2 separate regions of the Homo sapiens genome follow, and region 1 is linked to region 2. Evidence: chromatin contacts called from ENCODE Hi-C or POLR2A ChIA-PET data. All regions are on one chromosome and are shown on one strand. The core of a region is the stretch at or near the end of the contact, and the rest is flanking DNA. Distances in the headings are between cores, read along the strand shown.

What was found. Hi-C counts contacts between places; a loop is a spot of excess contacts on that map. ChIA-PET counts read pairs that join two places held with the same protein, here RNA polymerase II (POLR2A). Pooled maps may share reads with other maps.
Region 1: a map of sigmoid colon shows a loop between it and region 2 (2.9-fold over the local background). The contact joins two enhancer-like sites. A Hi-C loop is called at or near these places in 1 of 168 maps with a recorded cell type or tissue (sigmoid colon) and 3 of 50 pooled maps. POLR2A ChIA-PET finds 5 or more read pairs at or near these places in 2 of 52 experiments (GM12878 and WTC11).

The regions. Positions count from the first base shown.
Region 1 is chr10:77,563,164-77,568,612 of GRCh38, reverse strand. The region is part of intron 1 of KCNMA1 (potassium calcium-activated channel subfamily M alpha 1); the gene reads left to right. Among named protein-coding and RNA genes, the nearest start is that of KCNMA1, 72 kb to the left of the region's middle. RefSeq lists enhancers at 2,634-3,488, 3,489-4,345 and a silencer at 3,228-3,522. Within about 2 kb of position 3,717, at least 4 of the 41 ENCODE cell types and tissues checked have a DNase peak (open chromatin) inside an H3K27ac peak, as active enhancers do.
Region 2 is chr10:77,240,580-77,245,611 of GRCh38, reverse strand. The region is part of intron 3 of KCNMA1 (potassium calcium-activated channel subfamily M alpha 1); the gene reads left to right. Among named protein-coding and RNA genes, the nearest start is that of KCNMA1-AS2, 100 kb to the right of the region's middle. Within about 2 kb of position 2,476, at least 9 of the 41 ENCODE cell types and tissues checked have a DNase peak (open chromatin) inside an H3K27ac peak, as active enhancers do.

The DNA of each region.
Region 1 (5,449 bases), core at 2,468-4,967, 320 kb before region 2:
TTTGTCATAGATAGCTCTTATTATTTTGAGATACGTCCCATCAGTACCTAATTTATTGAGAGTTTTTAGCATGAAGGGTTGTTGAATTTTGTCAAAGGCCTTTTCTGCATCTATTGAGATAATCATGTGGTTTTTGTCTTTGGTTCTGTTTATATGCTGGATTACATTTATTGATTTGCATATGTGGAACCAGCCTTGCATCCCAGGGATGAAGCCGACTTGATCATGGTGGATAAGCTTTTTGATGTGCTGCTGGATTCGGTTTGCCAGTATTTTATTGAGGATTTTTGCATCAATGTTCATCAAGGATATTGGTCTAAAATTCTCTCTTTTTGTTGTGTCTCTGCCAGGCTTTGGTATCAGGATGATGCTGGCCTCATAAAATGAGTTAGGGAGGATTCCCTCTTTTTCTATTGATTGGAATAGTTTCAGAAGGAATGGTACCAGTTCCTCCTTGTACCTCTGGTAGAATTCGGCTGTGAATGCATCTGGTCTTGGACTCTTTTTCATTGGTAAGCTATTGATTATTGCCACAATTTCAGCTCCTGTTATTGGTCTATTCAGAGATTCAACTTCTTCCTGGTTTAGTCTTGGGAGAGTGTATGTGTCGAGGAATTTATCCATTTCTTCTAGATTTTCTAGTTTATTTGCGTAGAGCACACCTGGCTAATTTTTGTACTTTTTGTAGAGACAGGGTTTCACCATGTTGGCCAGGCTAGTGTTGGACTCCTGAGCTCAAGCAGTCCACTTGCCTTGGCCTCCCAAAGTGCTGGGATTATAGGTGTGAGCCATAGCACCTGGCCCAAGACAGTTTTTTTAAAAAAAATAATTTACAGTTTTACAGATTAAATGTGTCATAATGCATTGGAAAGGGTGCCCTAGCTCAGACCTGAGTGTTTCACTTAATGGCTGTGTCACCTTGGGTTACACTGCAGCCCCTTGGATCCTCTTGTGTAATTTGACTGCATGGTTTTGCTCCCAAGGTTCAATTAGATAGTTTTTGAAAGGATCTGGATTTCCCTTTAGCCTTTACTTTCCTTGGTTCTGGATACTAAATAGTTTCTCCCTTAGGAAGGGTCCATAGTTTCTCGTTTAATTAAATCAGCTCCTGAGATGAACAAAGGGACTGTGTTCATAACTGCCGGTAGTTCCTCCAGGGGCTAGGATTTGCTCAAGAGTTACACACGCTTATCTGGAAGCCCATGGAGGAGGCTGGCGGCTAAAAGGTAGGCTGCCAGCCAGAAGGTCAGTCTTGGACTGCGAGGCTCTGGCCGTGCCTCTCCACCGGGGTGGTGATGGATGGCGGGGTTCTGATTTTAAGAGGGGCCTGAATGTGGTTAACATGGTGACAGATATGGATCTTGGTTGGGCACAGCCTGCAAATTCCAATTAATCTAATCCCCCGCCTTGGGAAATCTGAACATTGCGTTGAGCTTGAACTCTACTGTAGGGCTCAGGGCCCAATCTGTTACATCGCTCTGCAGGCATCCCGTGCTCTGTCTCCTTGGTCAGCTCTTCTAGAGGACGGTATCTGCCAGGGCTCCCCCAGGGCCTGAGCTCCCTGAGCAAGGGAGAGGAGGAGAGAGGAACTGGGAAGGTCTTGAGTAGGGAGGTTCAAGGTAAAACTAGCCACAGGACAAAAACTTCTTCCCTCCTTTTCTCCCTCCTTCCTTCCCTTCCCCTCTCTCTCTTTTCCTCTTTTCATTTCCTTCCCACCTTTTCCTTCTTTTGCTTTTTCTCCGTTTCTCTCTTTCCCTTTTTTACTTCCCTTATTGTCTCTCTGTAGCCGAAGAATGCAAGACCATTTTGTTTTCATGCCACGAAGTGAGTACATGAACATTTGGAAAGTAGGTCTCACCTGGGCTTGCCTCCACCCGGAACAACTCTGGACACATAGTAAGTTTTCAGAAGCAGTCAGATGGAATCATCCTGGACATTGGTGCAGCTTCTGAACCTTTCCTGGTGTGAGTCCAAGTTATGGCAATGGAATTCTACCCAGGAAGGGAAGCAGCAAACCTGAGTAGTGCCCACCTTTGCGGGGGAAATGGCAGGTTCCTCCCTCTCCAGTGATGGGGGCTCAGCCTGCAGGGAACCTTTCTTCCCAGCCAGCCTTGGAACTCAGTGCTGTCAGGCTTGCTGATGACATCACTGGCCTTCCGTGGGACAGCTGCAGCCAGCATCAGGACACTCCAGAAATGCCAGCAGTAATTGGAAACTTCATGTTCAGATGCTTTCCACAGCATTCACGCATGGCGAGAAGTGCTTCTGCCGAGGGACTTTTCAGGTGGTGCCCCGAGCAGGATCCCTGGGAGACCAGGGAGATCAGAAGCCAACTTCCATGTTTCCTGGACCAAGGATCCTGGGGGATGGGATGGGGGGACATTCCCCAGAGGGCTGCAGCTTTCTGTCAATGGGATTTCATTTGGGTTGGTCTCCAGAGAGCCCACAGGGTAAATTTCTAGGCATTAATTTCCAAAGCCTATTTTTGCTATTCCACTTAAAGAATATTTCCATCTTTCCTTGCCTATCACTGCTGCCTGATCTTGTTTGTGCAGTAGGTGAATAGAAGAGAAATAAGAGGAGAGAAAAACATGAAGATTTTAGGGGAGAGAATATTCCGTGGAGGCACAGCAACTGCCTTTGCATTTCTGATGGTCTGTAAAGCGAGGAGGCACTGGCTTGTTCTGTGTGTCCCTGGTGAGAGCGTTAGGGCTGTGGGGAGGTGCATTCATGTGGGGATCTCAGGGGGATGGGGTGGGAGGCTCACATTTGACACCTCCTGTGGGATAGCTGCAGTGCTAGGGTTTGCGTCTCCAGATGTTAGAGGCAGTAACTGCTAGCCTGGTGCCCATCACAGATACCAGTTACTAACCACTTATCTTGTGCCAAGTACTAAGCACTGCACCAGATCAACTCATTTCCTTCTTACAACTACCCTCTTGGGTGGGAACTATCTCTGACATCATTTTACAGGTGGAAGAGAGTGACTGGGAAGAGCACAGCTGCTTAAGGTCACACAGTGCGTTGGTGGCAGGGCCTGCCCTGGAACCGAGGCTGCCCATCACCAGGCTCCTGTCCCCAGCTCTTCAGCACCAGGATCTGTTTCTCAATCATGTCTGAGCTGTGTGTTGAATGCACTGGTCCTGTCTTCCACATTTTTTTCCTCTACCTTCTTTTTATCATCATCTTAACTGTCATATTAACATACTACCTTATAAAAGTGTTGAAAAGATAGCAATTTGGGAAAATGTGCTCAGAAGTAAAAGCTCTCTCCCTGTTTCCCCGCCCGCTGCTGCATCACTGTGCTTCCTTTAAGGGAGTGCTTACCATCCGCGTTGTCCTCTAAAACGGGAATGGGAGGGAATCCCTGGAATCCCTGGAATCCCTGAGCCTGGAGGGATTCACAAGGGGAAGGTAACCACTTGCAGGAGGCCAGTGCTGGGTGCAAGGCAGGAGGACTAGGGGACACTTAAGGTCCAGCCTAAAGAGGACAGTCACTGAGAGTGGCCCTTGATGGGGCTTCCACTGGGACAGAGATGGGTGCTCCCAGAGGGCGATTTGGCCGAGAGGCAGTGGCTTCCCTTCTCACCGTCTGCCTGACTCATTGCCCTTGCCTCCTGGCCACTCTGCCAGCTTTCCTTCACCCCCTGCTGCATATCCTGCATGCAGCTGCCCAATTAAGCTCCCCAAATACTGATTTCATGATGTCACTGACTCCTCTGAACTCCTTTTACCTCCCTTTGTGATCAGAAGCCTGAACTTCTGAACTCCTCTACTCCTAAGCCAAAGAGTCCGCCCTCTGACCCCAGCTTGTCTTCCCTCTGCTATCTGGGAGTCTCTCCTCTTTTCCACTTAGTTGAGTTCCTGGTTAGTTCAAGGCTCCATTCATTCTTTCTTTCACCTAGATGCCAGGAGGAAGCTGCGAAGGCTGAGACATAAAGACATGTCACCTGCCCTCAAAGAGCGCTTGGTCTTGGGAAGGGGCATGCATGAAATCACCTTTTTTACATTTAAATTTAAATTTATTTTTGAGACAGAGTCTTGCTCTGTTGCCCAGGCTGGAGTACAGTGGTGTGATCTTGGTTCACTTCAATCTTTGCCTCCCAGGTTCAAGTGATTCTTCTGTCTCAGCCTCCAGAGTAGTTGGGATTACAGGCATGTGCCACCTGTAAAAAAAATACCTGGCTAATTTTTGTATTTTTAGTAGAGATGGGGTTTCACCATATTGCCCAGGCTGGTCTTGAACTCCTGACCTCAAGTGATCTGTCCGCCTCGGCCTCCCAAAGTGCTCGTGTTACAGGCATGAGCCACCATGCCTGGCCATGAAATCACCTTTGATCAGCGTGGTGAGAGCCACTTCAGGCTGCATACAAAGCCTTCCTCTTGCAGGAAGCCTTTATTGATTGCACTGTCACTGTGAATTCACTCTTCTCTGGAGGCTGGTGAATCCTCATCTCTGTTCTTCTCTTTTTGTTCCTTGTTTTCTGCCCGGTATAATTCACTTTCTTTTATTGCCAATATCTCTTGGACTTTAGCCCCAAGGAACATACCACACTGCCTGGCACTGTGCCATGTGCCTAATAATAAGGAGGTACATTTATATTGAGCTCTGATTCTGAAGCCTGTTCACATCTGTGATTCCCCTTACTTTGCATAACAGCTCTCTGGGACAGGTGGGACAAATGTGATAAGCCCCAGTCTGCAGAGCAAGAGACGACTTGCTTATGGGCACACAGTTCATAAGTGGCAGAGCCGGGACCAGGGACTGGAGTCTTGCCGTGGGTGTGCTACGCGGCCCCACAGAAGGATGGATGCATGGAGTCCCATTTTGTGGACTCCCCCCTGGGCCTGCAATGTGTAGGGATGTGTTAGGGGAGGATGAGAGGGCAAGAGGGGGATCTGTGGCTAGAATTCCGGAGGTTCGTTGGAACCAGGGAGGTACATGGGGTGACTTGAACCCCAAATCTTTTCATCTAGGCATGACACTCCCTTTTTCCTCTATGGAGACTGGGAATAGCAGGATGGAGGGAGGGTAGAAGGAGTAGAGGAGTCAGTGTTGGGGCTAGGGCTGGGAGGGACGGGGTAGAAGAGAGCAAGTTCTGGGGACAGAGGGCAGTCAGGAGACCTGTCAGTTCTCTCTGGGTAGCCTGGACTCTCGAGAGGACTGAAATGCATCAAAGGATGGGTAATGAAAAAATGGTGATGAGGACGGGTTGCCTTATCACCCAGAAGGGAGGAAAAGCTTCAGGCCCAACCATCCTGCTTAAACATTTGAGAATTCTATGCGGTTCTTTTAAGTATTTAGAGGTACTGGGGACAATGTGTCCAGAAAGTGGAATCCCAGCTCCTTCTCACCCCGGCTATTGATTTTTGGCCTTGCAATTACTGCAGAGGTGCTGCCTCTGTGAACACTATTAGTGCTAGTTGGAAAGCTTGAGCTTTTGAAGCT
Region 2 (5,032 bases), core at 1,227-3,726:
TATATGCCCAGAGAGTTGGTATTATCAAACTAATGGACTTCAGGAAAATTTGGCCCCAAAGAATGGAGCCACATAGGATGGAGGTCTTTGAAATGTCATAAAGTATCTGGCTTCCTTCTCCAGCCTTGTTCAAACTGACTAGGCACAGGTGTAGACCCACTGCCTCTCCTGTGCTCAGCCCCAAGACAGGCACCTGGGAGAGCTGTGAGGACAGCACAGATCCCATCCCATTCATGACAGCGCATTTTAAACTGTAAAGGACTGTGTATACCAGCTTTCACTATCCCCTTTAGTGTACCCCATCCTGCAGCATGATGAGATGGGCAGCCTGTGACATGGAAAAGGAAGCTCACCAGCCTACTCTGTAACCAGTTCCTTTATGAAATACAGCCTTTCTAGGTAGTGTTCTGGAAAATTAGCTCCAGCTGTCTGCCTTCATGCCCTTTTTTGAGAAGTCACGGCATGCATTTAACCTTTGTTGAAGAAGTCAACACAAATCACTGTGTGCAAAGCACCTCCCTGTTTTTTTTTTTCCTTTTAAAATACTCCCCCCAGTTTTCTCCATCCCTCACTGACATTTTTATTGCCAGGCTTTGGTTTGGAAAATTATGGGTAGGGAAAGTTCAAGGGCAGGATGTTCAGAACGGCACTGCACATCTGTGAAGGGAACACAACAGGAGAGCCAGCAGCTGTTGAAAGAATGGAATGTCAGATGGTAGAGGAGCCGAGCCCACTCAGGGATGGTGGAAGAGAAGATGCCTTCAGGGCAAAGAGGCTGTAAATAACTCCAATGGGAAGTCTTGTCTCCCTTCAGAATGTACCCTTTAATAGCAACACTTGGTGCTCTGATATGAGAGTAACTCTAACTCAGCCTTCCTAGCTCATCTGACCTTCCATATTGCCATTTGTTCAGGAATCGAGTGAAAGCCTGGTAGAGAAGACAGGTGGAGAGTATGCCAAGGAACAGAGTCAACTTCTTTATATGTCCTTGTCTCCATATAGGTAGATTTTGGGGACAGGATCTGTTCTTTGGTTGTCAAACAGATTGGTTTCATTTACGTCAAAGTTCAGAGCATTAGCACCCTTCCTCCTTCTCCCTTCCACATTGGTGAGGAAATCTTGTCTTCCTTGCTTATTTGTCATTGCACAAGTGGTACCTAGGCATCGTAGGCAATGGCATCTAGAAGCATTAAGGGAACTGCTTATCTTTGGCTTTCATTGGGGAAATCAGGGACTATGCTAGGAAAGGACAGGAGGACTGAGCTGAACCTTTCAGGTCTGCCACAAAAGACAACTGTAGAATATAGTATTAGAGTCAAAGAGGCATTGGATCCCAACTGGTGCCACTGTTCTCTGAGCCTCAGCATCCTTTCCTGAGGAATGAGGATGAGGGACCTCCTCAAGGTCATCCGACCAGCCAGGGGCAGAGCTGGAGCTGGAAGATAGAACTTTTCTCTCCCAGTCCTTTTCTACTTGATCTCCTGGGTTCTTTCTACTAAATACAGAAATGAACAAAGACATGATAACCTACTCATTGAATAGCAAAGTATATATTGTCTTTTTATGCCAATTCTGGACTTCTAGGCCCTTATCATGGGGGAAACTTTAGGGCCATGGGAAAGAACAAAGATAATCCCAGGTGGAAAAGATCAAATCCAGCCAGGTGGCTGCGTGGGATTAGTTTATTTCATCCTCACTGGTGAGAGGCCTTGAATTCCTTGATTTTATGACCCTCCTACTAATCTCTCTCTCTCCCTCCCCACTGTCTCCCTCTCTTTTTTGTACTGTTTCAGCATGGAGTTGGGGATGGGTAAGAGTTAAGAGTTCAGCTCCACTGTGGAAGGGTAACACAGGGCTGAACGCATTGAAGAGCTGAACACATTGTTTTGGCCTGTTTGGAATTTGTTATGCATAACTTTTGAGGACATTTTGCCCAATTGCTCACTTGTTTCCCCTGTGGAAACACTATCTGATAACTATGTCTATACATCCCTATCTACTTTGCCTTCCAAAATTAGGATGAATTATTTCTTCCCTTCTCGCCACTCTCCAAAACTTAAAAAGAATGCTTTGGACAACCTGGCACTCTCTCAGCCCTCTCTTATTCTTTTTAAAAGAATAATTGTTTCAGGGCAAATGAAGAAATGCATTCCCTTTCAGACCCACTAGCCCACTAGTTACTTCTGTCCTCTACAACAAGCCTGAGTTTATACCGCAAGAGGGCTGCATCTCCTCCCTGTCACATGGCACTGGGCCTTTCCCTATAGTCACAGGCTGACATGCATTCAGAGACTGCTGAGAGATCAGGATAGGAGCCAGCTGGAGCGAAATGTTATAGCTCAGAACAGTTTAATCCAAACACAAGGGCAGTGCTTGTGCCTAACACAACTGTGGTAGGGGTGTGGTGTGGTGTGTGGAGTGGTGGCAGCTTTTACAGCTTTATCATGGGGTTCATGGGCTGGAGGAGATGTGAACTCTTCCTTGTCTTTTACCCCTTGTCTTTTGACCTGACAGCCTGACACATGTAGCTTTGGGGAGACCCTGGTTGGTGATGAGTCATTTGTGGCTTAAAAATAGAACTCTCAAAGCAACAATGCCCTTGGGACTTTTTGATGCATATGTCTTTGTTCATAGAATTTGGGAGAAAAGAGAGAGAGGGAGAGAAAGACTCTGTGTGTGTGTGTGTGTGTGTGTGTGTGTGTGTGTGTGTGTAGGAAACAATTATGTCCTGCCTAAAAATTAAGTGGAGAAGAAGAGCATGGGGGAATTGGCCACCAGGCTCATCACAGTAGCAGAGATGAGGCTGAGAGCTGTCTGTGTACCTGTGGCCTTAAAGGTACCAATCAGATAATAGCTCTCCACTGAGTACAAACTGTGTATAAGGCATTTTGCTAGGTACTGGGGAATTTTGAGTACTTATGTATAATGCTAGATCTTTTCCATTAAGACATTTAAATTATACATATTTTTACAAGGGGCAGGAAGTCCAGCCATATATAAAGGAAAAATAAGATAACAAAACAAGAACAAGTAAGGCATCGCTAAGCAATATATCAATGACTAATATGAGCATTGCACACAGTAAGTGCTGAAGGTTGAGGAGTTGAAAAGATAGCTGGATGCTATAACATGTTTTGGCTGTAGGGGAGATTTTGAGTTGAATAGACAGAAAACTCAGTCTGCCCTCAACTCTAGGAGTCCACAAGAGAAGACTCTCATTATGGCCTGTACTCGGGCTTTGTGATTTTCAGTATACGCTAAAGTCAAGCAAAACCTTGCCTTGAAATCAGCTACTGAGATTAGGGATTGAGAATGCTTCAGGGACGGCATAAAATAATCAGAGAAGCGGACTCTATCCAGTGGCAGTAATACCTGTTGTCCAATGATAGATGATTAAAACTTTTGGAAATTTTTATTTGGAAATTTCCAGAAGCATCTGAATGGCATCCACTCCATCTTTTTGAAACTGAGGTCAGTGTGCGACGTGCTTTGCAGGGGTCTTGTTACGAACTTGCCACATACAGAGCATCACAGGGGCATGATGGGGAGGAGAGTCTGCAGTAAAATGAGCTTGTGCTGCTCGCAAACAGGCCACAGTGTGGGCATGGTTGTTGGCCTGAAGACCAGCATTTGCCTCCAGCTCCGTGCTGTGATTTCCATGGACTCTAGGTACGTTGGCTTTGTTGAGCCAATTCTTCCATAAGAATATTAAATATTATATTTTGCGGCTGCATTGGTATAAGAATGAATATAATCCAGGCTGGATTTATTATTGTTGTTATTATTACTATTATTTTTAGAGACACGGTCTCACTCTGTCACCCAGGCTGAAGTGTACTGACATGATCATAGCTCACTGTAACCTTGACCTCTTTGGCTCAAGTGATCCTTCAGTCTCAGTCTCCTGAGTAGTTGGGATTACAGGAATGCACCACCATGGCTGGCAAATTTTTTTTTTTTCTTTGAGACAGGGTCTCACTCTGTTTCCCAGACTGGAGTGCAGTGGTGCAATCATGGCTCACAACAACCTCTGCCTCCAGGGCTCAAGTAATCTTCCTGCCTTAGCTTTCCGAGTAGCTGGGACTACAGCTGGGCACCATCATGCCCAGCTAATTAAAAAAAATTATTGTAGAGATGGGGGGGTCTCACTGTGTTGCCCAGACTGGTTTTAAGCTCCTGTGCTCTAGCAGTCCTCCCACCTCAGCTTCCCAAAGTGTTGGCATTGCAGGCGTGAGCCACTGTGCCCAGCCTGGATTCGTTGTTATTATTCGTCATTTATTATTATATTTATTTTCTTCTGATTTTAAAGAAGTTAAAATTTAGACTTTTTTGTGTCCCATAAGTACAGTGGCCTCAGGCACTGTGCCTGCACTGCCTGCTGGAGAAATTGACTTTATTTCTCCCTTTCCAACAGCCCCATCCTTCTGGAAATTTTCACAGATAAGAAAACATGCTCAGAGACAGATGCCTTATACTAAACCCCTTCAATGTGGTCTAATTGTTTCAAATGAGAAAATTAAAATAAGCATTTTATTTTAAGCCCTGTCTGATAACTTGGCTTTGGGAAATAGGAACTTCAGCAACCCAGCATTCAAAACAATGGATACAACAAAAATTTTAAGACAACTTAATAGTCTTGCTTTTCTCCCGAGTTTTGGAAAAACATGTGCCTTTTCCATTCTTTTATCTGACAATGAGTCTTACTGGTTTAAGAGATCTGTTCGCTGAGAGTGCAACAGTACAAAATAACATTTTTTTCATCTGATGTTTGCAAATTCATCTGGACAGGGAAGGGCAGACATTGGAAATGAGTGAGGCGGATCTGGTGAGGACTGCAATGAGAGCTGAAGCCTCACCTGAAGTGGCTTCCCAGGTCCAGCTGATTGTTCCTATGCAGAAATGCAGGCTCTAGTGGCCAGATCTTCCTGTGTTTCAAAGAGGAGACAGAATACTGCATTTTATGTTGAATCTCCAATTTTAAAATATTGGCCTCAAATCCAAAACTCTTAAAGTACTTGCAGGCCAAGCAAAA